Linked DNA regions of Homo sapiens: region 1 is linked to region 2. A link is a loop called in an ENCODE intact Hi-C map of the cell type or tissue named here. Cell type or tissue: ascending aorta. All regions are shown on one strand. Links, peaks and the distances in the headings refer to the core of each region. The heading gives the core; the rest is flanking DNA. Region 1 holds the start of MIR320D2 (microRNA 320d-2). Region 2 has its middle 110 kb from the start of MAGEC2.

Region 1 (16,425 bases), core at 5,437-13,436, 1.2 Mb before region 2:
AAAGGCATTTTTTAAATATATGGTCAACATGTAACTGTTGTAGTACTTTGGGGAAAGTAGATTACCCTCCATAATGTGGATGGGCCTCATATAATCAGTTGAAGACCTTAAGACACAAAGACTGCGGTCTCCCAAAGAAGAAGTTCTCAAGACTGCAGCAGACATCCTGCCTGTGTTTTTAGCCTGTGGGGTTTGGACTCAAGTTCCCAACACCAACTCTCATCTGAATCTCCAGCCTGACAGCCTGAAGAACACTGACTAATAGAACAGGTGTATAATTATTTAGACATAAACTATGATAAGTGCCATTAATAGTATGTCTATCAGTGAGTCTAATCAGGAACTTCGTTTTGATTAATTCAGGGATTGCCTTTTTGAAGAAGTAACTTTAAAATATATACTAGATGCACAGACATGCTGCAGGTAAAGAAGGATTTATGCAAGCAGAAGGAACCCAAGATCTGAACATCCTGTGATGAGTGGTTCATTTATAGTTAGAGTGTGTTAAATGAGCAGGTGAGTGCTGTGAGATGAGACTGGAGAGACAAGCAGGGGCTAGCTGTGCAAGATCTTGTAAGGTTATGATCATGATATTCTTCCAAAGTCAGTTACCAGCTGTCTGACCTTGGAAAAGTCAGTTAATCTTCCTAAGCTTCTGCTTCTTGATTTACAATATGGGGGCAATAAGGCCTCTCCAAGGTAAGAAGTCAATTAGATAATGTATGTAAAAAGACCTAACCCAATGCCTGGCACAGAATAAGCACTCAAGACATGAATACAGTTATTCTCTTTCCAGTTAAATCTATCCTGCCTTTAAGATGCAGTTCAGTACTCATATCCTCCATGTAGATTTTCTTAACAAGTCTGGTATGCCTCAAACTTTTTCTTTTCTGAAATCCAATTATGTCAAGAGTCTTTTTGAGGTTTCACCCTTATTGTTTCAAACTATGTTAACTCCTCCAGCTTATTTCTAAGATATTAAAGGCCAGAACTCGAGGCTATCAATTTTCTGCAGCCTCCATTCCACCATAGTAATTTGGTAAATTGGCTGATAACTCATGCTGCTCATTGCTTCTTTCATAGTATTTCTTTCACAGTCTCACTCAGCCTCTCTAGCCACTTTTGCAAGAGGCTCACTTGGGGTTAGAGGCACAGTTAGAGACTTGAAATGTGAGCAAAAGTCTATTGGCCCATTTGGGGATAGAAGCCAGTACCTTCACCTTGAGCACAGGGTGACATTTAAATGACCTTTTAGGATATGACACAAGCATTTTGGAATGTTTGTCACAGTTTTATAGCGTACACCACAAGACATCATTCAGGCTTATTTTCCATCTTTTGTTCCTTTTTTCTTTCCCCCAGAAGATCTGATAAACTATGCCTCCGGTTTCATCTCTTTTCTCTGTGCCATATTTAACGGAGTTGTTTTGTATTCATATCAAGGCGTGGGAGTGGGGTCCAATGAATTACATTTGGTATTCTAAACATTTAATTTGTTAACTTGTAAGCAAACTTTCAAGAAGTTAAGCTTTCTGTCTCTCAGTTGGGGAGGAGAAAGAATTTCCCTTTTAACTTACTTGTCACTTGAACATCTTCAGGCTATTTGTGAATGCCAAGACCAACCTGTGGGAAATCCTGAAGTTTTGCTGGCTCTCTTTCTCTCAGCAGGGATAGGAAATATATTTCTATATGCCTGACACTTCCTTCAGCTACTAAGAGAGTTGTTTTTGTGTGTGTTATCCAGCATATTTTCAAACTTGAATGGCATACCAAGAAGCCTCGAAATAATAATTTACCTCTTTTCCTTTGTGCATATAGCAAATATTTCTTACTAAGTTGAACACGGAATGTGTAAACTGGAAAATTACACGATAGCAAAATTTAAGTTGAAGAATTAGATGCACTTAAATTACTTAAAGGAATGACCTGGCTAGCAGTTGTTATTAAAGTTGCAGTTCTATTCAACATGGAATATGCTTAATAAAGTCAATATCTCTTTTTAGAAGCATTTTAATTTGCTTTTTTTTTTCTACCTTGAGTAGCTCTGAATCCTCACAGGAAGAAACATTAGGTACTATACATTGCCTCATAAGTCAAGTAGTTACTGTTTGTTGCATTGGTTGAAAATAATGCGGGATTTTCAAGCCAGAATTTAATCAATGTTACCAGGTAATTGTTCTTGTGAGAAAAGGATAAAAAGGATTTTGACTATTTGGGATAAGTTCAAAAAATAATTAAATGGGAAAGAATGACTAGTTACAAGAGTATATAACAATGGTGTCTCAAGCCAGTGTCTATATTTTAGGCAGAATATTAACATGGAATGGCCTCCACCTTGAGCAACTGGGGACCTTCTCAGTGAGAAGAGAGACGGATTGATCAAGAACCATATAGAGGCCTAATAGCCATTGTTCTGGACAGGGAATCTGGGCACCTGAATTTGACTCCCAGTTTCACTCACTTACTGCCTTGCCTAATCATAGACAGGTCACTTATGCTCTTGGAATCTCTATTTCCCCTGGAAATGATTAATACATTGAGTATCATGGGAAATAATAGATATGTGAAAACACCTAGCTCAAATAAAAGCAGGAATCTGAAGGCACTTTGGAAGTCACAAGGTTGTATTACTATCATTACCATCTTTCATGCAGCTGTTTATTACCTACAAAGCACTTTGAGATAATTATCTCCTTTCATATCTAAAACTTCAGCTTATTGTCACATTTTCACATTTTTTCCCTCATGGCTATCCTGAAGGAAGGTATAAGCAAAGAATAATTTGGCTGTTATCTCAAACCTCTTGAGTTTCCTGTTTGTTTTCCTTTGACAGAGAGATAAAGTTTGTTTGTGGTTATTGCAGACATGCCAATTTGATCACTAACTTAGTTGGTCATTAATTTCCATTGTCTGCCAACCACAACTTTTATTAAAACTCACTGCTTTATGCTTTATCTATCTTTAGGGACATTCTGATATTTCTTTCTTAGTGCTGAGAGAGAAGCACTTGACCTTTTAATATGTCCAATATCATACTTGCTACTCTCTGGGAATTTCATAAATGTATGCAACATCATCTCTATTTTTATTAGTAAGAGTCTTCTGTGTGTCGCTGTCTTCTCTGAGGTCATGAATAATCTACATTATATATCCTCTTCCTACAATGACCCTGTTACGCTGCCACGGCCAGGATATACTTTATGCCTTATCTGGCCTTTCTAAATCCTCAAAGGTTTGCTCACATTTATATTACCAAAATTATTCTCACACTAAAATGCTAACACCATGTCCATATCTAATCCGTGACTAAATTGTACTGTTATTGCGAATGTGCCTGGCATCTGCAATCGCTGATACAGTTTAAAAAAATATGACTATCACTTTGCTCCCAATAACAATTTTAGATCTTCTGCAAGGCACATAGCTTTTCTCTATCTGCATGCTAATTATTCAATAAATCAATTTTTTGCCTCCTAAAGTAGTTTGCTTAACAGGAGCAACGTATCATATTTCCATATAAAGTGCTTATAAAAATAAGATGGAATGGAGTGTTTCCAGAGGAGAATGATTATGAGGTTGAGCTTTTCATAGCTACATTATTAATTTATAAAATTATTTCAATATATTTCAAATTGTTAACATTGCACTGAAAGTGTTGTCAGCTACTGGCTGGAACTTGACATAAAATGTCTCATTCATAAAGCAATTTCGTCTCACAAGCTTTTGTTAAAATGGTCATTTATTAAACTCAGAAAAGGGAGATATCTTTTCAGTGTATTCTTTCTTCTTATGTATTTCTTTTGACTGTGTGTCCGTAGATTCAGAAATGTTTTCTCGATGACATGGCATTCTATATTTATTTGCAACAGAGTAAATAATCACCATTTTTGAAGAAAAATAAACTAGCTTGTCTGATTTGGATCTTAAATACAAAGCTCATCAGAAAATGAATTGTTTTCTTTTGCAAGAGCAACAACCAGTCAATCACTTACCGGACCTTTACTGAGCACTCCAGTATTAAAGAGAATATGCTAGGTGCTGGGCTCTATGGGAGACGCAACAAAGTGTGAGATATGGCATATCATAGGCACAAATCTATCTCTATGGGTCTCAGAAATGATTCATAACAAGGATTTATTTTATCATACTTCAATATTCCTTAAGTACCATATCTAAATCATTTTATTTCTGACACCCCATTCCCTTCTGTACATGTGCTTATCTAATATTTGTGCTTCAAGTGCTTTATGTTGAAACAGCTGTTACACAATTTTGCAAAAAGCAAACTGGCTTTAATAAAATCAATTGTTTCTGTGTGATAGAATGAACTTTAAAACTGGGGTAAACACTCAGTCCAACAATGATTTGTAAAGTAGTAGTGTTTTGCATCCAAGTCAATAATTTAGCTCATCCTTAGCTCTAGAAAGGACTGAGGGTCACCTGAGGGTTTGGCAAATCTTTGGTGGTAAGAGTTGGAATGAGAGTCTCAAGGTGAGGGACAATATAGTACATAAAAGCCAAGAGGTAGACATGCTGCTGGGAGAGAAAGAGGCTCATTATGTATAGTAGGAGGAAGATAAATTTTTAGTCAGATGATTGGGGACCTAGTCAGCTGGATTCATTTACTAACACTCTTAAAATTGGAAATTTGTACTTTGAAAATCTTATTTTTCTCTCTATTTGTGTTTTATGTCAATTTAATTTTTATATCCTCATAGCATGCATTAAAACTCTTGAATAAATGCTACCCTGCTCAGCTCTACAAAATGGATTCTTGTCAAAACCCACAGTGGAGTTTTAGTGAGTGAGCCTGGAATGATAGTGACAGTAAGAACCAGAGGGACTGACCCTTGTTAGGAAAATAAAACATGAAGGAACAAAGAAGTTAGTTAGAAGCTGACAGTAGATTCATCCCTTTCATCCTGGAGACTGGGGCACCTTGCTTTGAAATTCAGGGGCATGTGTGTGCTTTGTTTCAAAATGAAGGCCATCTCTTACTTGTGGTAAGGTGTTCTTGGGCTCGGAGCCCAACTTATCTCATTTACTAGGCTCTAGCCTGCACAGGAAAGCTGAGGTTAGATACCAATTACACTTTGGGGACAAAGTGGAGCAAAGATCTGCATATGGTTCATACATTCATTTTTCGTGTAACAACCAAGAAATGTGCCCTTGACTGAGAACAGCACTACTAATAGCCTGCTAGGGAGTTCCAGAATCACTTACCATACACTTAATTTAACAGATATTTATCAAATGTCAGTTCTATGTCAGAACCTTTGCGGGGAACTACAGACCAGGATGAAACAACATCCTTTCAAGGTTGTCAGCGCAAACCTCTATTAAAATACATGTATTATTTGGGATGAAGAATATGTTTCCTATTAACTTACAGCATCTTAACATAAATGAGGTGATTAGTGCCTGGATAAAGCTGTGCCTCAATCAAATAATATATAAAATAAGGAAAAGCTTGTTTGATTAGCTGTGTGTGTGTGTGTGGTGGAGTGGTAGGGTAGGTGGCAGAGAGAATGATATAATCCTGAAGCAGGACCAGCTACATAATTTTTGACGCTTGGTGCAAAATGAAAATTCAGGGTCCCTTGTTCAAGAATCAGAAAAAAGTGATGTTAAAGGTACGAAACTATGAAACTTCTCCCTTTAGAAATATTTTATTACTTATGAAACTTAATAGGGGTAATAGTGACACATGAGTAATGGCATAATCTTTAGAAATGCAAAGAATAATATTTGTTTCATAATTTTATAAATCAGTGCCATAATTTTATATATACAGTGAATAATGACATTTCATTAATGTGACATCTTGATTGAGCACAAGATTCTTCTGGCTCACTTTTCTGCAAATTAATTTATAATATCACCAAAACGTATACTTACAGCAACCTTGTTTTTAGTCAATATAATTGAAAGTACCATCAGTTACTGGTGACAAATGTAAGATTGCAAATCCCCTTTGATATGTTTTAATATTGAGAAGGATTTTTCTGCTCATGCAACTGTAACTGATGCTGTCAAGAGTATTTCTAGAGAAGGACAACATTGGGGTAAGGTTTTAACAAATTATTTTAAAATATAAATTTTATTACATCTAGAGCTGATGATTCTCATGAAACAATTTTTCTAAAAAGATATAACTCTTCATACAAGTCAGTTTCATGTAAGTCAGAATTTAACTTTAAATGTAAATGTAAACAATGGTATTTTAATGTTTATTTGACATTTCCTGCAACTCGTGGAGGTTATATAATTAACCAAAAGTGACTTCATCATTTATAAACCATTCAAAATGCTTGTTTATGCATTCCACCACTCTATCTTCAATTACAAGGAAATGTTAATTTTCAAATTGTCTTCATCTTTAATATTTGGTTCATCCGAAGCTTTATATGAAAATATTTATTTTCTGTTGAATAGGATAATCTTTAAAATTAATTCTTTTCTAAGCCTGTGGATATTTCCTTTGCAAGGCTGCAACAGGTTTCAAACCCAGAAATTCTAAACTCTTTGAAAACTCCAAATAACTCTCTGATATGTTTATTGCAATGTACAATGCATTTTATACTTGTTTTATAGTAATTTGCTGACAAACTTTATTGCCTAAAAACAGGCAGTTACCTGTCCCAAAATTCAAGTCAGAGAGTAGCTATTCGTGTAGATGGCAGAGGGATGGGCTTTGGGGATGGACAGGTAAGTGAATGTCCACCTTGGTCCCAGTGCTGGCCCCATATGGAGCACCCCCTCTTTTTTGGGGCTGCAGCCACTGCCATGACAACTGTAGCTTCTGCTGTTTCCACCACTATTGACTCCACCAGTCTTGACCTAGATCCTGGCCACAGCTATTCTTTCAAGAACCTGCAGTACCCTGGACTACCCTGGGTGTGCATAGTGCATTGCATGAACTGCTATGTGCATACTACCACCTGGCATATGTTGTGTGTTAACACAAATGTTCTGTTGTCCCATTAGATTTCACTTACAAACCACAAAATCAAAGATAAAATTATTCACAATTTCAAGACAATGACAGCAGGGCTTTAAACCAAGCACAGGGCCCTTCTGAGAGTGAGGCCTTGAGGAAATAGGAAGAAAACTACCTCTCATTCTGATTACTTTGTAACAGAGAACAAACCCCACAATAATACTTCTTCGAAATATCCTGCCACAAGTAGATGAACAAGATTGCTTCCACCCACAAAAACCTCCTTAATGTTTTGCATTGAATACTAGTTTTCCTCCTCAGTCATATTATTTTTGCTTGAGTTTTTTGCTTCTTTTCCTCCTGCTGATGGAGCTCATTCCAGTTAGTCCTTTGCTATTTTTTTCTAAAAATTTAGTTACAGTGACACTGAGAATATTTGCAGAATGTTGCAGAATGTTCACGTAAGCATGTGTATATGTGTTTTCGGATGTGTAAAGGAGGAAGGAGAGAGAGAGAGAGAGAGAATGAATTTTATCTCTACAGAGGCAGGGAGACCTGACTCACCTCTTACTAGATGAGTAACCCTAACTAAACCACTGAAACGCTATGACATTTCTTCATCTGTAAAATGGGAATAATAATGGTACCCATTTCACAAAACTCTTTTCAGAAATTAATCAGCAAATGCCTCTTGAGAAACTTCTTGGTATCAGGTACTGTTCTGGGTGCTAAAAATACAGTAGTTTCTTCACAGAGCTACATTCCTGTAATGAGACATACAAAATGCACAATATGCAAAAAAAAAAAAAAAGATTTAGTGTATCAGATGGGGATCAGTGTTATGAAAAAAACCAGGAAGAGTTAGCAAGGACTGGGGTAGGGAGGAGAAGTCATTTTAAATAGGGTGGTCATGGATGCCTTCTCTGGTCAGGTGGTATTTGAGCAGAGGCCTGAATGGGGTGAGGGGAAAAGCCAGACAGATTCTTGGAGAACAGCATTCCAGTGAGAGAGTACAGAGCGTGCAAAGGCCAGGAAGAGGGAAGGAATTGCACAGAGAGCAGGATGGTGGGTCATGGAGGCCTTATAGGCTACTGTCAAGACACTGCCTTTTACTCTGAGTGAAACTGGGAACCATGACAGAGTTTTGAGCCAGATAGTGACATGATATGTTCTGAGTTTTCAAAGGATCTCTCTGGCTGCTGTGTTGAGAATAAACTGGAGCTGGGAAAGGGGGAAGGAAGGAGACTAGAGAGGAAGTGATTGTCATTATTTGGGTGAGAGATGATGAGGAATAGCATTGAAGGTGGTGAAAAGTGGGCGTATTCTGGGTACATTATGATAGGAGAGCCGACAGGATTTTCTGACAGACTAGATGTGGGGTATGGAAGAGTGGAATTGAGGAAACTTCACTGTGTGGTTTTTTTTTTTTGCCTGAGCAATAGGAAGCTTCAGTGAGACAATAAATACAAAGTGCTCAGTATTGCCTCCCTCATAGTTGGTGCCCAATCAACTGGTAACATATCTAGCCGATCCCCAGAACCCGTCAACCTACATGAGGTGATAGACCAGTAAGACATTTCCTGGTCCCGACAAGCTGAAAAAAAAAAAAAAGTCAAGAACCAGCAGGTGGCGCCCAACTAAAGTTAAAAAAAAAAACGGCACGCACCAGTAGGTGGCACCGAAGGCAACCTCTATTTGCCCTTGCTGATCATTAGCATAAGACACTCCCACCAGCGCCATAACAGTTTAGAAATGCCATGGCAACGACCCGAAAGTAACCTTCTGTTTCCATGGCAATGACCTGTAAGAAAGTTCTAAATAACCCATCCCTTCATTTTGCATTAACCCACCCCTTAATTTGCATATAATTAAAAGTGGGTATAAGTGGATATAACTGAAGTTGACAACATCCCATATCCTGCCCACTCTGGGCACACTGCATATGAATTAGCCCTGCTCTGCAAGGAGCAATACAGTTCAATAAAATTTACTGTTTAACACCACTGACTCGCCCAAGAATTCTTTCCTGGCCAAAACCAAGAACGCTAGCCAGCTAAGCCCCAATTTTGGGGCTCACCTGTCCCGCACCATATGCATATAAAATGGGTCACCTTCGCTGTAATAACCTACTTAACCCTAGCTCTTTGCTCCACCAACTTAGCTCACCAGTAAGTCTGCTTCCATTTGAATTGACATTCAAGGAAAGAGATCCAGGTTGTCAGGAACCCTGGGTCGTAGTCCCATATCACTACTGGCCTGTTGTGTGATCCCAGCAAGCCCCTCAACTGCTCAGCAACCAAGGGATGTTTATCAACATGATAAAATCTAACAACATTTGCACTACTTAGCTCAGAGGATGGTGAGAGCAAAGTGAAGCCAAGCTGCCAATCATGATTGGTTTGAAAATGTGTTGATTATAAAAGTGTTATAGAAATGCCAGGTTTATTAAGTGAGCATATTCATTATAATGAGTATCCTGTGGAGATTTTAATTTCAGACAGTAAAGACTAGGGCTGTAACTCTTTTGGTTTCTTTGGAATAACAGACCTGAAGATACTGCGAAGCAAATATTTTAGTACTGTTCATCTACTACCTTCCATTTAAAAGTCTCACATTTTCTTTGGAGCCATTGTTAATTCACCTCCCAGCTATTCTCCTTTTAGGCTCGGTAATCGTAGCCCAAGTACCCTTTTCTTTATAGAATCTTCTCAACTCATTTTGTTGCTGTAATGCTGGATGGGAAATAGCTTTTATTCCTTTGTCCAATTTCTGTCAACTTTTAGTGGTCGCCTGGAGCACTGACTTAAGAAGGTTTCTGAGGCCTTGTCCAGGCTCCATGGTGAAGAATGTCCTGATTCAGGTGTTTTGGAGGAAGAAGTGACTGCATGGTCTGGATTTGACATCCCTGATGTAAGGCTTATCTTGGTTTTGCTTCTAACCTTAGAGCTCTGGCAGCATGCTAATCCAAGCTGACTGCTACGGATCTTCCTGTTCTTTTTTTATGCAACAGAAATTTTTGCTAGCAAACCTCTTGTGCATTGCCTCCTTCACCTCTTTAAATTTTAACTGCTCTCTGGCATCACTCCACAGATATAATCACTTTTAACAATTTCTTTCATCTTCCTCTGGAAACTCTTTGTGCATATGTAAGCTGATATTGATATTCTTTGTCTTTCCCCTTCTTCTTAAACAATAATGGGATCATATTGTAAGCATTTTTCACCACTTACTTTTTCACCTAATAATATAACTTGGAGCTTATTCCATATCAACACCCAACTGATGGACATTTAGATGTTTTGAGGTAGGTATCTCTGTAATAGTCTCTACTTCACACATGGGGAAACTGAGGTGCACAGCATTTACATATCTTGCCCAAGGTCATCCAGCTAATTAGTTGTGAAGCCAAGATTCAAAAGTAGGTCTCTCTATTCTAGAACTCACTCTGTTAACCATCAGGTTTTACTGGCATTGCTGATTGACCCTGGAAGTGGCTGTATTACTGAGTTTCTACTTGCAGAAATGATGACATACTAATGTGTGTGTCCATTCAAAGCACTTCCCACAGTTCCACAGCAGTTCAAAGCTTCAAAGTACATCCACACACAGGATCTCATTTAATTTTAACAAACATTTGTTGAGTTTCTACTCTATGCCAGGCACCACTTTAGGCCTGAACATAAAACAATGAATACAACAAAGTTCTTGGACGCAAGGCACTTATAATGAGGTGAGAGAAACAGACTTGTAAATAGACAATTATAACATCAAACAATAAAGAATATTCTAGTTCTTTAGACCTCTCCTACTATGTGCTAGTGGTTGGTCAGTTCATTTAAAAAATGGATTACGGCCAGGAGCGGTAGGTCACGCCTGTAATCCCAGCACTTTGGGAGGCCGAGGCGGGTGAATCACAAGGTTAGGAGTTCCAGACCAGCCTGACCAACATGGTGAAACCCCGTCTCTACTGAAAATACAAAATTAGCCAGGCATGGTGGCACATGCCTGTAATCCCAGCTACTCAGGAGGCTGAGGCAGGAGAATCACTTGAACCTGGGAGGTGGAGGTTGCAGTGAGCCGAGATTGTGCCACTGCACTCCAGCCTGGGAGACAGAGCGAGACTCCGTCTCAAAAAAGAAAAAAACAAAAAATTGATTACATTGGGGAATTACAAAAAATCAGGTACACATTTAAGTGGTTCAATCTTCATTTAAACATTTTAAATATTTAAATATACATACTTCCTCATCTTTTGATATTTTTGAGGTCTATTGAGTATACTTTCCTACTTCTTTCTTGCATAACCTCACCCATAAAGTTTTACTTCTGATTTTGTGTCAGTTTATTTTAGCTGGAACAAGAACTTAAATTAAAGTACTTGCAAAGGAATCAGGTCACAGAATCAAACATTTTAATGATTTTTCACAAACAATCGTTGCCCCACTCATACTTAATTTGACAGCAGTTGTTTTAGTGAGTTCCCTTCCAAAGCAATTATCTCAGCTGTCATAGTACAGCAACTTTTTTCTTTTTCCACTCATCTTTTTTTTCTAGTGGGTATTTACATAATATTTGACTAAATTATGTAATTATAATACAACAGGCATACGCAGCTTCGGGAACAAACTGAACTGATTTTCCAAAAGCAAATAACTCACTTCAGGGGAGCAAAAGTGGGCACTCAGTCTACTATGGGGCAGTATTGCCTAGTGACCGGCTGGAGTTCAAATTTCTGCCTAGCCACCTGCAGGCTGTGTGACTGTGAATAATTTAATCTCTCTGTGCTTCAGTGTTTTCATCAGTAAAATGAAAATTATAATAGTGTTACTGTGTGAAGTATATGAGTTCGTACTTGTAGAGTGCTTGGAAGAGTACCTTACACAAACTTCTGCTGTTATTGCTATTTTCAGATGGTAACCTATTTGTTGTAAATTTCCTGAAGGTACTTGTCAGTACGTTCGATAGAAGATTTGAAGCACTTCACTTGGTCTAGCAGTTCACTTAAATAGAGACTGATTAAATTGGGAGTATCAACAAGAAGCTTTTCCCCTATGTTTTCATCTAGTATTAACGTTTCAGGTCTTGCATTTAATTCTTTTATCCATTTTGAGTTGATTTTTATGTGTGGTGTAAGATATGGGTCCAAATTCATTATTTTCTATGTGGATATCCAGTTTTCCCAACCCCAGTTGTTGAAGAGAATGTCCATTCCCATTGTGTGTTCTTGGCAGCCTTGTAGAAAATCAGTTGAGCATATTGTACATGCATGGATTATTTCTGTGCTCTCTATACTGTTCCAGTGGTCTATATGTCTGTCTTTATGCTAGCATGATATTGTTTTAATTACTGTAAATATTTATAAGATATTTTGAAATCAGAAGGTGTGACGTTTCCAGTTTTGTTCTTGCCAATTAAACCTCAGTCAAACTTGAGGAAAAAAATAGGATCAACAAGATAAGAATGAGTTCTGCCACTGTGAGTTGAAATGAATTCTAAACTCTGATTATGCATTAAAATTACCTGGGAGAAGCCGGGTGCGGTGGCTCACACCTGTAATCCCAGCACTTTGGGAGGCCGAGGTGGGCAGATCACGAGGTCAGGAGATCGAGACCATCCTGGCTAACACGGTGAAACCCTGCCTCTACTAAAAATACAAAAAAATTAGCCGGGCGTGGTGGTGGGTGCCTGTAGCCCAGCTACTCGGGAGGCTGAGGCAGGAGAATGGTGTGAACCCAGGAGGCGGAGCTTGCAGTGAGCCAAGATCACGCCACTGCACTCCAGCCTGGGCGACAGAGCGAGACTCAGTCTCAAAAAATAAATAAATAAATAAATAAATAAATAAATAAATAACCTGCGGGGCTTTGAACACATTTTTTTTTTCAAGTGAGAGCAAGTTTATTAAGAAAGTAAAGGAATAAAAGAATGGCTACTCCATAGACAGAGCAGCCCCAAGAGCTTCTGGTTGTCTATTTTATGGTTATTTCTTGTTTATATGCCGAACTAGGGGTGGATTATTCATGAGTTTTCTGGGAGAGGGGTGGGTAATTCGGGGAACTTAGGGTTCCTCCCTTTTTTAGACCATATAGGGTAACTTCCTGACATTGCCATGGCATTTGTAAATTGTCATGGTGCTGGTAGGAGTGTCTTTTAGCATTCTAATGCATTATAATTAGCATATAACGAGCAGTGAGGACGACCAGAGGTCACTCTCGTTGCCATCTTGGTTTTGGTGGCTTTTGGCTGGCTCCTTTCTGCAGCCTATTTTATCAGCAAGACGTTTATGACCTGTATCTTGTGCCGACCTCCTATCTCATCCTGTGACTTAGAATGCCTAACATCCTGGGAATGCAGCCCAGTAGGTCTCAGCCTCACTTTACCCAGTCCCTATTCAAGATGGAGTCACTCTGGTTCAAACACCTCTGACATTTCCCCCCTCCCTTATACAAGGGAACGCTTAATCCTAAGGTTTGTAGAGGGAGGAAGGTCCATCTTCTGTAACTTCTTCAGGCTGAATAAAGACAATGATATTCCTACCTAACTATTAGGGTCTCTTGTATTCAGGGTAGAGAGGAGCTCAGTCAGAAACTGTCAGTATGGTGAAGGCCATTTGTAACTCCAACAAAAGGTAATATCTGGAAGATTAGTAAGTGTTCAGTTTAAGAAAACGTTGAGTAAGCTTATCCATCATTCCTACACAAAGAGTACAACAGCAAATATATTCCACAACAGTAAAGTAAAAAAAAGTAAATCCATCCCAAGTAAACTCAATAAGAAGGCTTTCCATGAACTGGGCAGCTGTTGGAACCAAGCTGATATGGAATTGCTATACATGCTATACATTCCAATACATGCCCAGAATTAGAATACTGATCCAGATTATTACATTAACCATCCCTCTTGTTTCTTCTGATCAGCAGCCAGAGATCACTGGTTGGTTCACAGGAATAAGCAGAGTTAGTCTAACTTGCAGAAAAAAACTCAAAAACAACTGATGAGACTATAATTGAGTAACAGGTATATCATAGTTTTTGAAACATATTTTTCTCTCTCCAGTATCCCATTTTTATGAAAGACAAATCATAGTAAGACTGATTTGCTTTATTATACTTGGCCTGATTATTTGTGTAAAGTGCAGCAAGAATAATTGTTTTTATATAGGCCTTTAAAATTGGCTTTGATGGAACTTTGTTCCATAAAAGGAATCTCAGATAAGAGTTTTTTTAAAGCTGAGCACAGTCATGGGTTTGTACCCTCAAATACCTATGAGTTGAGTAAATTCCTCTCCTCTTGAGATCCCAAGATAACAAGGGGCTCCTAGGCCTGTTAGAAAGTGACATTCTTTACTTACCACAGGTCAGGAACCCTGTACAGGGACTGTGCAGACAAGATAGGAGGCCAGTTTTCCCAAGGGGCTTTTATTGGCTCTATGCCCCACCCAAGCTGGCAATTCAGGATCTCTGGGAGTGGCCCTGGCTTCCTAGGTGATTCCAATGTGCAGCTCTAGAAGTCACTGCCTCACAGGAAGGTGTGATGGTCTTAGCACTTAATATGGTTCAGCTGTGTCCCTGTATGAATCCGTTCTCACGCTGCTAATAAAGATATACCTGAAACTGGGTAATTGATAAAAGAAAGAGGTTTAATGGACTCACATGGCTGGGGAGGACTCACAATCATGGTGGAAGATGAAGGAAGAGCAAAGGGACTTCCTACATGGCAGCAGGAAAGAGAGCATGTGCAGGGGAACTCCCCTTTATAAAACCATCAGATTTCATAAGACATTCACCATCACAAGAACAGCATGGGAAAGTCTTGCCCCCATGATTCAATTACCTCCCACTGGGTTCATCCCATGATACATGGGAATTATGGGAGCTATAATTCAAGATGGGATTTGGGTAGGGCACAGCCAAACCCTATCAGTCCCCACTCAAATCTCACGTTAAATTGTAATCCCTATGTAATCCCCATGTCAAGGAAGAGACCAGGTGGAAGTAACTGAACCATGGGGGTGGTTTCCACAATACTGTTTGTGATAGTGAGTGAGTTCTCATTAGATCTGATGGTTTTATAAGAGTTTGGCATGTCCTCCTTTGTTCATTCTCCTTCCTGCCACCTTGTGAAGAAGGTGCCTTGCTTCCCCTTCACCTTCTGTCATGATTGTAAGTTTCCTGAGGCATCCCCAACCATGCTGAACTGTGAGTCAATTAAACCTCTTTCCTTTATAGTCTCAGGCAGTTCTTTATAGCAGTGTGAAAATGGACTAATACAGCACTGAAGGATGAGTGGGATTTTATTAGGCAGATGTGTTGGTAATAACTCTTTGATCTAGGTGGTACAGATTCTTTTATCTTCATGTTTTTTGATTAAGAATCTAGGTTTCCAGACACTTAGCTCACACAGTAGCAGAGCAGGCTTTCTAAAATCAGGTCCAATGGTCTTTCCAGGACTCCAGGCTGTCAAAGCCAGGAAGGATTGAAGCAATTAATAAAAATTCATATAAATCTGCTCTGTCTTTTCAAAGTAGAAGTAGTCACAAAATGTTTTGTGTGAATTTTGAAATGAAATAAAACATCAACCTTTTTATGTAGATAAGATTTACATTCATATTTTCCTCCATAATGAGAAATGTTTTATGTTATCTGGATTGCAATTATAAGCTATATAAAAAGAGGGTTTTTTCTTTCAGTAAGTGTCTTATAGCATAAATATGATAAGAATTTGACAGATTTGCTGTTTTTTTCAAATTTATGCTAGCAATTCTCAGTAAAAAACATTTCTATCTTTCCACTGTTATTTTACCTAATGCATAAGGAATATAGTAAATAATATCATATGTGAAATCCAGCTAGAGCAGTAGCATACAAATTGAATAACTTGATGGTCTACTGAAACAGCCTCTTGCCACCCCCATATTACACACACACACACACACACACACACACACATACACACTATCTAAACATAAAAAACTCTAGCTAACTGAACTGGAGCAATAAAAATTAAGTAAAATAGAGATTACCTCAGAAGTGCATCCAAATCATACTGCAAGAATACTAAATGTGATTATTTTAGATGTTTTTTCTTCTTTAGATGTTTATAGACAGGAAATAGTGCATTTTTCTCCAACAACCCACAATATCAAGGCTTACTTGAGTGCATTAAAATAAGTAATTTTTTGTGGCAATATAATAGTGGGAAATCCAGCTTTTTTTCTTGAATTTAAAAATAACGATTTTTTTTTCTTTTTTCTTTTCTGCTCCTCTCAACCCAGCTTTTCCTGACTCCAAGAAGAACTGGGAAGAGAAGGCTTATTGATACATTTGAAGACATTTCAGAAGTAGAATTACAACTTTAGAAAGGCTAAAAGTTCCCACTTGCTTAAAGGTGATAAGAGCTGGTTAGCTTTACAAGGGCTCTAAGAACACAGTGAATATACAGACTTTAATGTGAAAAATGGCTACAAGTAATTGACTGGAGAATCCCAA
Region 2 (16,425 bases), core at 3,155-11,154:
GTCTCTTTGCTAAAGCACAACAAGAGTGACCTTTGCTTCGGTTCTCGAGAAATTCCTCATCTCGGTCTGAGACTACCCCAGCCTGGACTTTATTGTCCACATCATTATCAGCATTTTAGTCAAAACCATTCAAGAAGTTTATAGGAAGTTCCAAACTTTCCCACATCTTCCTATCTTCTTTTGAGCCCTCCAAACTGTTTCACCCTCTGACTGTTATCCAGTTCCAATGTAACTTCCACATGTTCAAATTATCTTTTCTTTATAGCAGTACCCCACTCTCTGCAGTACCAATTTACTTTATTAGTCAATTTTCACACTGCTATAAAGAACTTCCCTGAGACTGGGTAGTTTATGAAGGAAAGAGGTTTAACTGACTCACAGTTCCATATGGCTGAGGAGGCCTCAGAAAACTTACAATCATGGTGAAAGGCATAGGGGAAGCAGGCACCTTCTTCTCAAGGTGGCAGGAGAGAGAAGTGAGAGTACAGGAAAAAACTGTCACTTTTGAAATGACTGGATCTCGTGAGAATTCACTCACTATCATGAGAACAGCATGGGGGAAACCATCCCCATGATCCAATAACTTTTCTCCCTCAGCCCATCAGGACTGCAGTTCCCTTCCTTGACATGTGGGTATTACAATTCGATGTGAGATTTGGGTGGGGACACAGGGCCAATCCATATCAAGAGTACTCATAAATTAAATAATAAACCCAGATGCTCTTCAAGTTCATGTGATGTAAGTAAAAGTTTTAATAAGCTAGCCTTAAAATTATTGGTAAAGTAATACTAGAAATGTCTCAAGAATTTTCAGTATACATTTTTGTTTGCATTTATTGTTCAAGCAATTTCATACTCATTCCTGCCAAACACTAGAAGTGTCAAAATTTGGCATAAGGGATACAAAACTATAGACCAAGCCCAAAACAGAAGGATCTTTTCTTGTATAATTTTTGATAAATAAGACATTAATATTGGTTTAATGAAAATAGTTAAATATTGAATTATTCTGTAAAACAACCATATATTTAATCTTAAGGTTGCTACATAGGTAAACACCTGAAATTCACAGGCTTTAAAATGGGTGACAATGAAGTAACTGTAACCACCCAATGAGTTCACCTTGCCCACTGCCTAGAAAGGGCTGATTTATCAAGACAGGGGAATTATAATAAAGAAGAGTAATTCATGCAGAGCCACTATGCAGTACACCTGAGTTTTATTATTACTGAAATCAGTATCCTCGAGAATTTTGGGATCAGAGTTTTTATGGACACTTTAGTGCTCAGGGGACCAGTGAATCAGGAGTTCTGACTGGTTGGGTCAGAGATGAAATCATAGAAAATAGAAACTATCCTCCTACACTGATTCAAGACCAGATGAGCCAGATCATTCATTGATCTGGGAGGTGCCAGTAGGTCAGTGGAGTGCAGAATCTGTAAAATATCTCAAGCACTGATCTTACATTTTAGAATAGTGATATTATCCCCAAGAACAGTTTGGGGAGATTTAGAATCTCACAGCCTCCAGAGGCATAGCTCCTAAACCATGATTTCTAATCTTGTGGCTTTAGGCAGTCTAGTCCCCAGGCAGGAAGAGGGTTTGTTTTTGGAAAGGACAGTTATCATCTTTGTTTTAAAGCAAAACTATAAACTAAGTTCCTCCCAAAGTTAGTTGGACCTATGCCCAGAAATAAAAGGACAGCCTCGTGGTTAGAAGCAAGATAGAGTCCATTAGGTCAAATTTATTTCACTGTCTCAGTTTTGCATGGCATTTTCATAACATAAATAATGACTATTATAGTTTTCATAAACAATCTAAGCTATTAAAATAATTCAGTAAATGTAATGGGATAAATACTTGTAGACAAACTTGTCCTCATTTAGAATCTAAAGTGATATTAAGTTAAATCATTGATATTTCATTACTTGGATATTTTCCAATAAAATATATTGTAGAAAAACATCGTTTCTAGAAGAATGTGTGTCCTTTTTAAAAGGTGAATAACTCTTGTCTAATTCAAAGCTTATTTAAAGGTTATATATAAAACAAGGTAAAAGGAACCGAGAAGTAAGAGAGATATAGAGAAAATTATGGAAATAAAGAAGTATTTTTGGTAAGAAAGCTTAAAGAAAAATAATTTTATATGAGAAAGAATCTCGTATGGTAAATTTTGTCCTAAAAGAAAATGACTGGTTGTTTAAGAAAGAGAGATGTTCAGGACAAACCAAAAAATCCAAGCATGTCATGAATGATCTGTATAAGTCATAATAAGAACATTTATTAAAAATACTTTTATATGATTGAATTGTCTAGAATTAAAGGGAAATTATAATGGTCTTTCTGGAGATTGGGTTTGATTAAAAAACTTATGTGCTAAAGAATTGGTTCAAACTATGAAATTTTCTAAGATGTTGCTTTGATCTTAATAAATTAAAAGACAATGTAATTTTTTTAATGCAAAGTTCAACTTTTATTAAGTCTCACTATTTTCAACTTTCTCTCCCATTTTAAAAGGCCTGAAAGAAAAACTCTATTTTTTAACTCACTTTCAGCTCCTGGAATTTTTTTCCTTTCACGTTCTAACTGTTGTGGCCTAATGCTAAAAAACAAACAAACAAAAAAATTATGTCTTAAAAAGTTTAAAGAAAATGTTTCCTTCCAACATAATATTCTCCATAGGGAACAGCAGTAACACTGCAGAAGATCTTTTCTTTTGCCTTTTGGTAACTGGCCTAATAAACAGATCTTACACTCTATCAAAATAATTGCGATGTTATTACTAAGTTTGACTTGCTTAGAAATAACTGAAATAAAAAAATACAGAAGTTTATTACATCCATGTAACTTTCTGTTTGTGCTTTTAAAGTCTTTGTGCCATTAAGTTACAGGGCTTTGACTCCTGAGTCTAAAAAGTACATTACGTCCTGCTAAATCTTAAACTGACAGCAGTTAAAGCCTCATCTTCAGACCCAGTAGAAGATGCCAATCAAAATAAACTGCATTCATGAGACACAGGGCCAGAAATTAAAGCTATTCAACTTCTGAAAGCCCAGGGACTATCACGGAAGAGGTGGGTTCATGAGATTGTAAGGGCCAATTTTGAGAAATAAAATAAGTTCAGTTTCTCTATAAATTAACCATTAAGGTTGAAGGCACAATGATGCAAGACAACCATATGGACTTCAGAGTAATATGGCCTACGTCAATTTTCCAGGATTGTTCTTTCTTTGTTTTTGTTTTTCTCCCTTCCTCCCCTTATTTTCTCTTTATAGGACGTGAGACTTCACACCCTGCTAAAAATGAGCTTTCCTAACAATGTGGGGCCTACCTGTCAAGGAAAAAAACATCTTAGCCATGAGAGATCAGGTGAAACCTGAGAGCAGAGACACATTTTATTCTAAAATGCTTTCTCTGATAGATTTTAAAAAGAAAAGAGGGGAAATGTGAAAGGAAAATAAATCTTGGGACCCCAAAATCACTAAGGCAAAGGGAAAAATCAAGCTTGGAGCTGCTTAAGGCAAGCCTGCCTCTGATTCTATTCCTAAAAAAGATAGCTACTAAGATTTTTTTAAAAAAGGCTACATACCACCCTCACAGGGAATTTCCATGTGTACAAAGGACAGACAGACCTCAAAGTTATCCCTCTGCTCACTGAGATAAATTCATATCTGGTTGTCTCCTTTGGAAAGGCTAATCAAAAACTCAAAGGAATGTAACCATTTATCTCTTACCTATCAATGGCCAGAAAGCCCCCTCACCGTTTTGAGTTGTCCCACCTTTCCAGAAGGAATCAATGTATATCTTACATATATTTGATTGCTGATGTCTCATGTCTGCCTCAAATGTATGAAACGAAGTTGTGTCCTGACCACCTTGGGCACAGGTCATTAGTACCTCCTGAGGCTGTGTCACAAGCACACATCCTTAACATTAGCAAAATAAACTTCCTAAATTGACTGAGACCTTCTCAGATATTTGGGGTTCACAGTTCCCTCCTCCATCTTCAACGCCAACAGTGGTGAGCTGAATCCCTCTCATGATGCCATCTCTCAGATTCTCTTTCTTTCCTTTTAGGGACCTATGGAACTACATGGGGTCTACCAGATAATCTGGGATAATTTCCTCATCTCTTATGATTCTTAAATTAATCGCATCTGCAATTCCTCTTCTGATATGTAACAACATTCACAGGCTTTGGGGATTAGGGTGTGGAAATATTTGGGTGGACATTATTCTGAGTACCACAGGTTCTTATTACCTTACAGATGAAAAACTGGGGCTCAAAGAAATTTAGCAATTTGCCCAAGTGGTAAATATTGAGGCTTCAATTCAATCCTAGTCTGGCCTCTAGAGATGCTATAGTAATCAGTTCAAGGTGAGGGTACAGTGAGAGAACCATAATTCTGCCCACTGATTCTCATTCTCCCTCTGTTCCTGATTCTCTTTGCAACCATTAATAGTTATTTAAGTTTCCATTAGATTTTATTGTATCTCACCATTACAACTGAATGTGAATTTCACTCTAGCAGGACTTCAAGGATTTTGGTAAGCACAGAATGTTTCCTGAGGAATATTTTCAATTCCAAGCAGGTCTAGACAGGTACAAAACACCTGTGCCTGTTTAGGGGATTCAGAATAGATTGCCACCTTCACAAATATCTAAAAGACTAGGAAAAGAAAAACAGGAACATAGGCTCTGGCTCTGAGTTTGCTGAAGTTCTCAGATAACATTATCAGCTTTCTTGGTCTTTGACAGTACCCCAAGATCCATGTCAGAGCATGAAAGCAGAGGACAGAAGTCTAGAAAACCCTTATCTAATGCAGTATTTTAAAAAATATGTATTATTCTTTACATGTGTCTCTCTACTTAGTATTCTTCAGAGTCTTTTCACCAGCCAGGTTACAAACTCTTGAGTGTCTTCTGGAATTAAAATATCTGTGTATTTTAGAGCAATAAAGGAAAAACTGAACAGCCATATCTGGAAACATAATATTTGCTTAATGAAGGTTAGTCTTTCTCTCAGTCTCTGGACAGTCTTCTTTGTGTCTCAACAGTTGCATTTCCTGGAGGGCAGTCATCATTATAAATTCAAGTGACTTTTATAAAAACTCATTTAAGAACAAACTCAGAAATTAGTGCACATGTAATTCATGTATTTACTTGAACACAAGTAGCATAATGACGACTAGTGATGTATAACTCCAGAGTCCAGTACTACATAGTTGTTAGCAATTTATACAGTTGAACAAATGTAAGTAGAAATTAATCATACACTATGCAGATAATCTATCCCAGGCCTCCTTTTCCACCTTTACTATAGGGCTTAAGATGTGCAGCCTCTCAAATCCGAAGACGTTTAAATGATTTAACTGAATACCTATTTAAGCCCACAGTAGAAATAAACCTATTTAACCCTAAAAGCTGGTGGAGGAACTCTAGTAACTATAGTTAACATATGTGTTATGGACTACCTGCATACTGAAGCATATGCTTTCAAAATAATTATCTATAAAACAGATCTGATTTTTTCATTGGTTGTCATGATACCATCAGTGAAGCGTTCTCTGGGGAAATGAACCAACTGGTGAATGATTTCTTTGGTTTTGTTTTATTTGATGAGGAAGGCATGGTCCCAATCTAGTCCTTTATTTTTTATTTGCAATGTTTTTAGAATTGGCAATATTGCACTAAAAATTGCAACACTACACTAAAAAACATAGTATATGCATCCTTCGGCATCTTCTCTTGCCCCTTTCTGTAAGAAAGGGACTAAAATTTGTATCAGTCATTGTCGATTCTTGTATTAGCATGGGAGGAAGAAGAGGTTGAAATAATTGATTGAATAAATGATTGGCTAAAATCAAGTACAGTATGTGGATTTCAGCTAACTGGTTTTTTACCTCATTTAAATACTCTCTGCAAGATAACCTAATACCTCCCATATATAAGAATTGCTTGTGTAAAATTGAAAGCCATATGGAAAAATCATTGATCTATGTGTGTTTTATTATGTAATATTTTCGTCTAACTATAAAATAAAATGTATGGGAGAAAGCTTGACACATAAAATTTCTTTTGAACATAAAAGCAAGAAATATCAAGAATGTTTCCCTAATATAAAGGCTTTCTGCTTTTGCTTTTTATCTTAGAATAATGATGGAATAAATTGCAGCTAGAGAAGTGAAGATGAAAGAGAACTAATCCATAAGCGAGGAGTTGTAACATCAGAAGGACTGTTGCAGATTACCCTGACCCCTACAGTCTGCCAAAGGAAAATGCAGTGCCTGGATAAGTGTCCTGCATATATTCATATGCCAATTTCTCAATAATGATTTCCCCAGATTTTAATACTGGTGTAGAATAAAATCCCTTTTGTTTTTTTATTCAAATAGAGTCATGAAATATTGGAAGTCACAATTAGCATGCAGGATAAGTTGATAGCTAAAATAATCATAGTATTTTAGTTTAAATTCTTCCATTTGAAAAAGTATTTAGCCCTGAATCATAAAAACTTTTAAAGACATAGAGAAATAGGACTGTGGTGGGGTGAGGGGAGGGGGGAGGGATAGCATTAGGAGATATACCTAATGCTAAATGACGAGTTAATGGGTGCAGCACACCAACATGGCACATATATACATATGTAACAAACCTGCACGTTGTGCACATGTACTCTAAAACTTAAAGTATAATAATAATAATAATAATAATAATAATAAAAGAGAAATAGAAGCCAAGGGCTCCTCACACTTTTCCATTATATAATGCAGCTATCTTTTAAATTTGCTTTCTTCTTAACTAGAAGGTCTAGTATGGCATTCAATCTGAGAAGTAATCGGCTTTCTTTTCCTAAGCTTTTTACAAAGGAAAACCTGTGAACAATGGAGTTTCCTAAAGATGGAGTTAGTGAGTGTTCAACATATGTTTTTTGATAAGTGAATGCACTGGTCTAGGCTCTGGGATAAAAGCTAAGTTCACAAATGGATATACTAGCATAGTTTTCATTTTTAAAGAATGTATATGATAGTGGGGAGAGAAGGCACATAAGACATAAGCAGATAACTGTAATTTCTAATGTTTCAATAAAGACACAAGGTAGATGTCTGCAGCACAGAGGAGAATTTTTTTTTCTGGAGACGGAGTCTCGCTGTATTTCCCAGGCTGGAGTGCAGTGGTTTGATCTCGGCTCACTGCAACCTCTGCCTCTCGGGTTCCGGTTCTCCTGCCTCAGCCTCCCAAGTAGCTGGGAGTACAGGCATGCCCCACCACGCCCGGCTAATTTTTGTATTTTTAGTAGAGATGGGGTTTCACCATATTGGCCAGACTTGTTTCAAACTCCTGACTTCAAATGACCCACCCGCCTAAGCCTCGCAGAGTGCTGAGATTATGAGCGTGAGCCACCGCGCCTGGTTGAGAAGTACTTATTCTTGATTTAAACTGAAAAATGAGTGGTTTCTAATGAAATTAAAGTAGGTAACATTGTTAAGGTATGTTAGAAATTTGCTATTTTCTTTTAAAGTATCTAGTTATAAGTAGTCTTTCTCTTGGTAAAAGTTGAGTTTAAGAGTTGTAAAATAAAACTAAGCATATGAATTATATTACTATTGCTCTTAGTTGACTTCTAAATAGTATCTATATCAAGCTAAACAGGTATAGCAAGTGTATATTGTTGTTGTTGTTGTTTGATATGTGTATAGATTTGATTTGTTTTTGTGAGCACTGTTGACCCCAACTCATTCAAGTATCCAATCACGGTGATTTTATTAATATACTAATATATACTTATTAATATACTCACTGGTGAGCTGACTCATATAACTTTCCAGCCAGAAAACAGAGTGACTTGCTTTTTTTACACTATTTTCTTTTTACTGTCTTCGTTTTTCTGTTCATGTCCTTTGATTCACATCTTACCACCCTGGTAACTCATGAGATACTCATCATTATCCAGGAAAGGATATTCTACTTCCTCTCTTCCAAAATGCTCAAAGTTTGAGTGTCCCAGAGCTTAGTTCTTTATTCACTTCTTTTTGCTTTCTACACTGACTACCTAGGCGATTTCAGATTCATAGATTTAACTGTTCTTTATATGCTACTGCCTTTCAAATTTGACATATCTTTTGAACACATATTCCTATGTGCAATTTCCTACTTGACATTTCCTCTTGTCGAAAAATGAACTCTGAGTTATTTCCCCCAGTACTGTTTCTTCACCTTAATAAATGGCATCACCATTCACCCAGTTTCTCAGGACAAATGTGTTGCCATCCTTTATGACTTTCCTCAGCACCACCACCACTATCCAGTGCATCAGCAAATTTTGTTGGCTCTAACATCAAACTATATTCCATAGTATATTATGTTATTCAAGATTATAAACTTATTGTAAATGTATCATTTCTATAACCATTTCTACTGCCTGCTCACTAGTAGGAGCAACCATCCTATTTTCCCTTGACTATTGTAATAATCCACACTGAATACTTTATTCATGTTAGTTCAGTCTTTGGAGTCAAGGAGTTGTAAGTCTGATCATTTTAATTGTGAAATGAGTGCTCAAGGTGGAATGGAGGCCAAGAAAATTGGAAGTGAGAAGGTCAAGTAGCTAAGAGTCCAGGGTGTAGTAGTGTCATCTGTATGGATTTTGAAATAGCCAAATTGATGATAATCATATGATTAGAGAGCAACATAGAGAACAAGGTGCTGAAATCTAGAACATGAAATGAGTGAGAGGGAAAACCCTTGGTCCCATGTATTTGCACTTGCTCTACTTCCCTCATAACTCTCATAACGCTATACTTGTTCATGGGTTCTTTGCCTTTCAGATTTAGCTCTTTGTTAATGACCTCACTCCCTGCATTGTTTTCAGTTCACATTCCTCAGAACAAGGAGCAGATCAGCTCTGTCTATTCATGTTTAGGTGGTCATTTTTTCAGTGTGTGGCAGGCCATATCACAGTTTGCCCTTTGCTCATGTTCCTACCTCTGATCTGCTTAACTGTAGCCAAACAGTGAAAAGGAATGACAGAGCAAGGATAAAGGGATCATGACTACCTAGCGTTGTACCTTCAGCAAAAATTAGATTGAGGGGTTTATCTTATACACTAAAGCTTTGAAAGCACTTTAGACACGACACACAATAATTGAAATCTCTATATAATGGGGTTGTGCCAGAGACTGTGGTAGTGAAACAGCAGAGATGAGGTGGGCAGTATGGGGAAGTCATTTTATAAATTCCTAGCATACATGTACTGTCATCTTAATTGAAGAAAACAAAAAACCTGATAATGTATATAATTACATATATTTAATATATGCATATATATACACACAAACTATATACAATTTTTATTTATCAAATGTGTGCCCAAAAACGCTTAAAATAAAAAGAGAGAAAAGCAAACTGAGTATATACATGACTTTACTTGGTGCTTGATGCATCCTAGATATTAAAATGTGCTTTGATTCCTACTTCCATTCAATCACCGAGTGTTTATTACGCAGTCACTCTCTGCTGGGTATTTGTATTTGATGAGTAGTGAGTCCATGTAAGGATAATTAGGAATTCTGTGGCTCTGGGACCAAAACCTTACTTGCTTTCTCAACTCAGGCAAAGATAACTAGATCCTCACTCATTAAGAAGGATCAGCAATGCTATATAAATGATTCCTCTTACTGCACTTGCCCTTAATATAAAGTAAAAGGATGGATAGCACACTTACTTCATTGGAAATTAGAAAGATTAATTAAGTCAGGAAGCAGTGCTTTGAAGACGAAAGTGATTCCTGAGTGTTAAAGTGCTAGATAAGTATCCAGCAGTTGCAGGGACGATGCAGTCTGCAATAGTGTGCCAGGAATTGAAGGCACACCATAATGCTTTAGAATTACAAAAGGCATTTGCTGAAAATTCAACTGAGACAATGAACAGCTTGATAGCCTTGGGTTTCTGATAAAGTATCATTCTGTTTTCAAGTATATGGTATCCAACAGAAAATACAAACATACGTCTTAAGGATAAAATGAGATTTAAGTGGACAAGATGAATAAAGTGTAAAACCCCATCATGGTGTATATCCTAATGTTCAGAACATGCGTGAGGAAAAAGACCTATATTGCATCACCTGATTTGAGTGATACAAACTAGAACAAAGGAGTTTGGAGGCAGAGTTGAATGCACATCAAAGATGCTCCCCAGATCTGAGAAATTTGATAAGATAAAGGTTGAAAAATGGAGAACATTGATTTGGAAAGGTGCCATAAATATTTCTTGCGTGATTGCAAGGGGTGGGAAAATAAATGGAGGAATGATACATGATTGTACATTGTTTGCTCATTTATTTTTTTGATTGCCTACTTTTAAAAATTTATCCTAAGTGTTATCACTTGAATTGTGCCTCCCTCTGGAAAAAAACATAAACAAATAAATAAAATAAATAAAATAAAAAAAGTTGAAGTTCCAACCCTCAGTAGAATTTCACCTAAAGTTACCTTTGAATGTCACTATATTTGCGATTGAAACTTCCCAGATGATTTAGTTGTGATTAGGTCATTAGGGAAGACTCTACTCTGATATGACTGGTGCCCTTCTATAAAAGGGAAAATTTGGACACAGAGACACACCCACAAAAGAAGAATATCATGTGAACATGAAGGCAGAAATCAATGTGATGCCTAATGATGTCAGAGATCACCGGCAACCATCAGCAGCTGGGAAAGAGGCATGGAACAGATCCCCCCTCACAGCCCTCAGAAGGGAACCAACCCTGCCAACCCTTTGCCCTCCAGCATCTACCCTTCAGAACCGTGAGGCAACACATGTCTGTTGTTTTAAGCCATCCAGTTTGTGGTACTTTGTTAGGGCAGCCCTACAAAATGAGGACGCCTAGGATAGTGAAATATCCAATTAAATATACATATATACATTTTATTTTTCATTCAAATGAGTCTGTGCTCACTGGCTGCATGTAGGAAAACTTTCTGTAAAAGATGAATATTTTAGGCTTTGGTCTTAGGCACAAGTATTGAACTCTGCTGTTATCGTGCAAGAACAGTTGGGTAGTAAGTAAAGAATTGGCATGAATGTGTTCCAACAAAATAATATTTATGGACACTGAAACTGGAATTGTATGTAATTTTCAAGTGTCATGAAATATTATACTTCTTTTGTTTTTCTTAACAAATGAGGGATGTAAAAACCATTTTTAGCTTGTGGACAGATTTGGCCTGTAAGCGATAGTTTGCTAACCTTTACTATAATAGGAAGAAGATAGGTTTTTGAGTCAATGCGCCTGGTACTATCCCTTTCTTGCTGTGTAATTTCTGACGTGTTACTTCACTGAGTTTGGTTTCCATCCTTGGAAAACAGAGATAATTTTGGTTTACATATACACAATGGAATATTATTCAGCCATAAAAAATGAAATCCTGTCATTTGCAACAACATGGATGGAGCAGGAAAGCATTATGTTAAGCAAAATAAGCCAGGGACAGAAAGACAAATATCACAAGTGCTTAACCATATATGAGAGATTAAAAATAGATCTCATCGAGATAGAAGGTAGAGTGATAGTTACCAGAGGCTGGAAAGGGTAGTGTGGAGAGGGAATATGAGGGGATGGTTAATGGGTACAAAAATACAGTTAGATAGAAGGAATAAGATCTAATTTTGATAGCTCAATAGAGTAACTATAGTTTGCACTAATTTACTGCATTTTCAAAGTAACTAGTGAAGTAAAAATGGTTGCTCTTAACATAAAAGAATTATAAATGCTTGAGATGATGGATATCCCAATTACCCTGATTTGATCATTACACATTGTATGCTCATATCAAAATTTCACAAGTAGTCCATAAATATGTGCCGGTATTATATAGCCACAAAAAATAAGTAAGTAAATAAATAAATAAATAAATAAATTCACTTTTAGCAGGGCTGGCTTATAAGCACATTATCTTCTAATTTTTTTTTATTTTTGTGGGTATATAGTAGGTGCATATATTTATGGGTTACATGAGGTATTTTGATACAGGCATGCAATGTGAAATAAGCACATCATGGAGAATGGGGTAACCATCCCCTTGAGCATTTATTCTTTGAATTTTTAAAAAATCCAATTGCACTCTTTAAATTATTAAATATACAATTAAGTTATTATTGACTATAGTAACCCTATTGTGCTATCAAATAGTAGGTCTTATTTGTGGGATCTAAAAATCAGAACAATTAAACCCATGAACATAGATAGTAGAAGAATCATTACCAGAATCTGGGAAGCGTAGTGGGAGTCTGGGAGGAGTTAGGAATGGTTAATGGGCACATTATCTGAGTAATCACACAGGGCCCTGCATTTAGAAGGGTTCAGCATTTGATTTAATACTCTACTGTCATTATCTTGAAATGCTTAATAATTTTGAACAGGTCCTGTATTTTCATTTCATACTGAACCCCGTGAATTATGTACACAACTCTGGCTCCTAGCATAAAGTAGAGGCCCTAAAAGAATAGCTATTGTTGTGACTATGTGTTGTAGTGTGTAATTAAGTGTAGATGAATAAAAAGGTAAATTTTTATCCTCAGTTAAAGAACCATGACTTCACTGGTGGACAATAAGAATACACTCTCATAGGACAAAAGCACTGATGACTAGCAAGATAGACATCCTTGGAACAGATGAGCATACTGGCCTGGGAAGTAAAGACACAGCGCTCTAATTCTGTAACATGACAAATTAGGGACCAAGAGGAAATGCTCCAGAGACAGCCAATTTATGTGGGGGACCTAACTGTTCTCTTACAATGAAGGTTTGAGCTATGAAATCACTTTGAGAATGTGCTGACTTTGCAGGGGTATGTGCACAGAATGTTAAACAACTCCTTGCAGTTGGGTCTTGCAGCAATCTTTATTTTGAGCGGTGACATCAGAGCATTTATCCAAACGCTTGTTTAAATAGAAATGCAAAAAGAGGTGCATTGCAGTGGCTGCCGTGCAGTGTAAATCTCACACTGGGAGTGAAATCTGGGGCGCTGAGGATGTCTTGCCAACACAGCACAGAGTCTGACCTACTGTTAGTTTTTTTTGCTCACTGTATGCCACCAAATGGGAAAACTCAGAGCTCCAAATGAATTACATGCTCACCAACATTTCACTTTTCAGAATTACTGCTCAAGTGGTGGCAAGCAGTATGAGATTTATAAACAAACAAGCCATGCCATTTTTTCCTATATATATGAAAGAATACTCCTATTGGTGAGAAAATTCCCTTTGACAGTCTTCCAGCATGTTTGTCTCTATGCCAAACAGTATTGCAAAATATTCTGGCTGATAGAAGAGCTCCAATCCCAGGTTCATAGGATAAACCCAGCTCTCTGCAGCTACTGTGAACTTCAGGTATGGCTTGAATTGTGAGAGTGCATTTTGCCAGTGTTATATACCCACTCTAGGGAGTGATTTCAGCCACTGGATGAATTAATCTTCAGAATTAGTTAAGTAAACAAATCATTACGAAATACATTATATTATTTACTAAGCAGTTTATATGTCTACAGTAATGACAATAACACACAGAACTTACAGCAGTATGAGACTGATATAAACAACACCCCTCCCTTACTAAAGTATTGGTGAAGCCCTGGCTTACTTAGGTGTGAAGCCTGTTGATGCTAATATTGAACAGTTTGATTTCCTTTGTCATTTAGGTGGTTAGGCTGCTTCTGAGCCACTTCTCCATTTCTTGCTAATTCCTATTAGGCTGGTCATCTCCCTGTATCAGCAGATATTCAGGGATAAATAAACCAAACCTTACATCTTTGTGTTTTTAGACAAGAAATTTTGTAAGAAATACAAGCCACATTAGCCAACGTGTTCAGGAATCTCTGCTCTGCCGTGCTTCTCCTTTGGCCTCCTGTGATTGTGCACTGAGCCAGTTTGCTGTTCATTAGCACCTTCAATATGCACTGCGCAGGGCTGGAGAGAAAAGGTTAAGATCAAATGAGTCAATTTGGCTTCTTATTAGTAGCTTTGACAAAAGACTTGGTGGAGAAAAGTTTACAACTAATCACTAAAATGAGAGGAAATCAACCGTGCTATTCCTACCCCTGATTCCTGAGTGAGCAGAAGGTTGGATGATTTTTCTCTTTGCTAAATGGTGTCCTGAGGGTTTGAATGCTTGTAAAAATGCTTGCCTTTGTATTGTTTCTACAGTGGGAAACTCATCAGTTGTCTGGGATCAAATGGTTTTGCTAATTAATCCTTTTTTTAAAGCAATTTAAAGGAGCACAAATTTATTATTTTATAGTTCTGTAGGTCAGAAGTCTGATACAAATCTCACTGGGATGATATCGCAGCATAGGCAGGGCTGGGTTTATTTCTGGAGTATCTAGGGGAAAATCTGTTTCCTTGCCTTTTCTAGTTTCTAGAGGCTCCCAGCATTCCTTGCTTTGTGGCTCCCCTTCTTCCATCTTCAAAGCCAGCAATATCACATCTCTCTGACCCTTCTTCTGTTTCCACATATGTCTGACTGCAGCCAGGAAAAGTTGTCACCTTTTAAGGACTCATATGATTAGACTGGGATCTTAAAAACCAAAATATATTTTGCTAATTCACCCTTCCACTTAAATGACTTTTTTTTGTTTCTGTTTTTTTGTTTTGTTTTGTTTTGTTTTGTCTTTTTTACATGAAAGAGGCATATCTTTTGGGAGTAAGGTGAAGCAGAATATAACCAAGTAAAAAATGGAGTAAATACAGTAATTTTAGATAGTGGTAAGCGCTAGAGAGAAAATAAGGCAGGGTGAGGAGTCAAGGACTGAGTGTGATCATGATGTTGTTTCAGGTAAGGTGGTCTGAGAAGGCCTCTTGGAGAGGTAACATTTGATCAGAGACCTGAATGATGAGGGTAAACCTTGGGAAGTTCTGGTACAAGTGCCTTCCAAACAGAGGAATGGTAAAAGCTCTGAGGCAGGAAAGCATTTTGGCTGCATAAGAAGCGGCAATTAGGCTGGTGAAATTGAAACAGTGAACAAGGTGAAAGAGTAGTAAGAGACCAAATTAGAGGCACAGACAAAGATCTGATAATACAGAGTCCTGAAGCTTCTGCTAAGGAGTTTGGATTTGATTTTAAGTGCAGATGGGAGCCATTGTCTAGTGTTAAGCAGGAAACTGGCGTGGCCTGATTTATGGTTTAAAAAGATCATCCCATCTGCTGTATTGGGAACAGATACCAGAGAAGGTAAGAGTTAAAACCAAGAGTTAAAAGAGGTTGTTGAAATAAACAGATGAGAGATAATGTGTGAGACTTGGAATAGGATGATTGTAGCAGAGATGATGACAAATATCAGGATTTTAGAACAAATTTTAGGGCAGGTTTGCTAATGGGTTAGATTTGGGGAGAGGACAGGATTGAGGAGAAAAGAGAGGTCAAGGGTATAACACTTTGGTTAAAGGCCTGAGCGCTGTGTGGCCTTGGACAAGTAACTTAATGTCTCTGAACTTGTTTATTCATCTGTAAAGTGAGAATTACAATAGCTACCTTCCAGAGTCATTATTGCATTTATATATTCAACTAATATTAATTGGCCTCTTACACGCCAAACATTTTGCTGTTGCTTTACATTTTTTTTTTATCCTGAGTTGATTCTCACAAGGCTTCTAGAAGGTTATTATAGGACATTATTTCCATCTTACATATGGAACTGATATTCGGAGTTGTAAGGTTTGATAACACATGGCAAGTAAACAGCAGATGCAAGACTTAAATCCAGATCTTTGCTTCAAAGCTTATGATCTATCTGGCTGAGTGTTACTCAGATGAGTGATGATGGACTTACTCTTGGAGATATCACCCTATCTTAAGAATCTGCCTTATTACAACTGGAGACTCTAGTAAGAAGTAAAACTCTCCAACCTTTAAAGAAAGCAACAGGATCAGAGTTTCTCATCTAATTTCCTGAACTTCTTTAAAGAGATGGAATGGGAAAAGGGCATTTAGTTAAACTTTGCCCAGGGATTCCCCCAGGTTGTCTTTTTTTTTCTAGTTTAATTATATACCAAATGTTACTAAACAGATGGAATCCCACAAGCAGTTTAGCTTGAAAAAGCAGAATGCCTAAAAGGAGCTAACGCAAAGAACGATGAGGGTCACTGTTGCATTGTCAGGATAGTATAAATACTGTAAAAAGTGGTTTTTAAGATAGAGGAACAACGAACATCCCCAGAGTCAAATGATGCTTAAAATGAAGATGATATCCTTTTTAATACAGAGGCTTCTCTGTGTGTAAACATTGACGTGGAGTTTAAAGGAAATAAGAAGTAAGAACGTGGAAATTCCCAATCAACCAAGTTGATCTTTGTTTAATAGAGAAGAAACTGAGATTTTAGCATTTTTAAGTTGCCCAGCAATTCCTCCAATGGAAGTCTTCTGGAATCAA

What was found. A loop is a pair of places that touch in the nucleus more often than their neighbours do. Peaks named below come from ENCODE experiments on the same cell type or tissue, not always from the same donor. Only the 100,000 strongest peaks of a DNase experiment are listed, where the experiment ranks them.
Region 1: it touches region 2 in a loop (7-fold over the local background); 5 of 110 quality-filtered maps call a loop at or near these places.

Annotation. Positions count from the first base shown.
Region 1 is chrX:140,909,975-140,926,399 of GRCh38, forward strand. It overlaps MIR320D2 (microRNA 320d-2), which reads right to left and starts at 16,257; the gene lies at 16,186-16,257. In ascending aorta, for the core only: a CTCF peak has its summit at 8,594 (motif pointing right); a DNase peak (open chromatin) is centred at 8,667; H3K27ac peaks cover 1,070 bases.
Region 2 is chrX:142,083,138-142,099,562 of GRCh38, forward strand. No RefSeq gene overlaps it. Among named protein-coding and RNA genes, the nearest start is that of MAGEC2, 110 kb to the right of the region's middle. In ascending aorta, for the core only: a CTCF peak has its summit at 6,243; no DNase peak of the experiment used is centred there.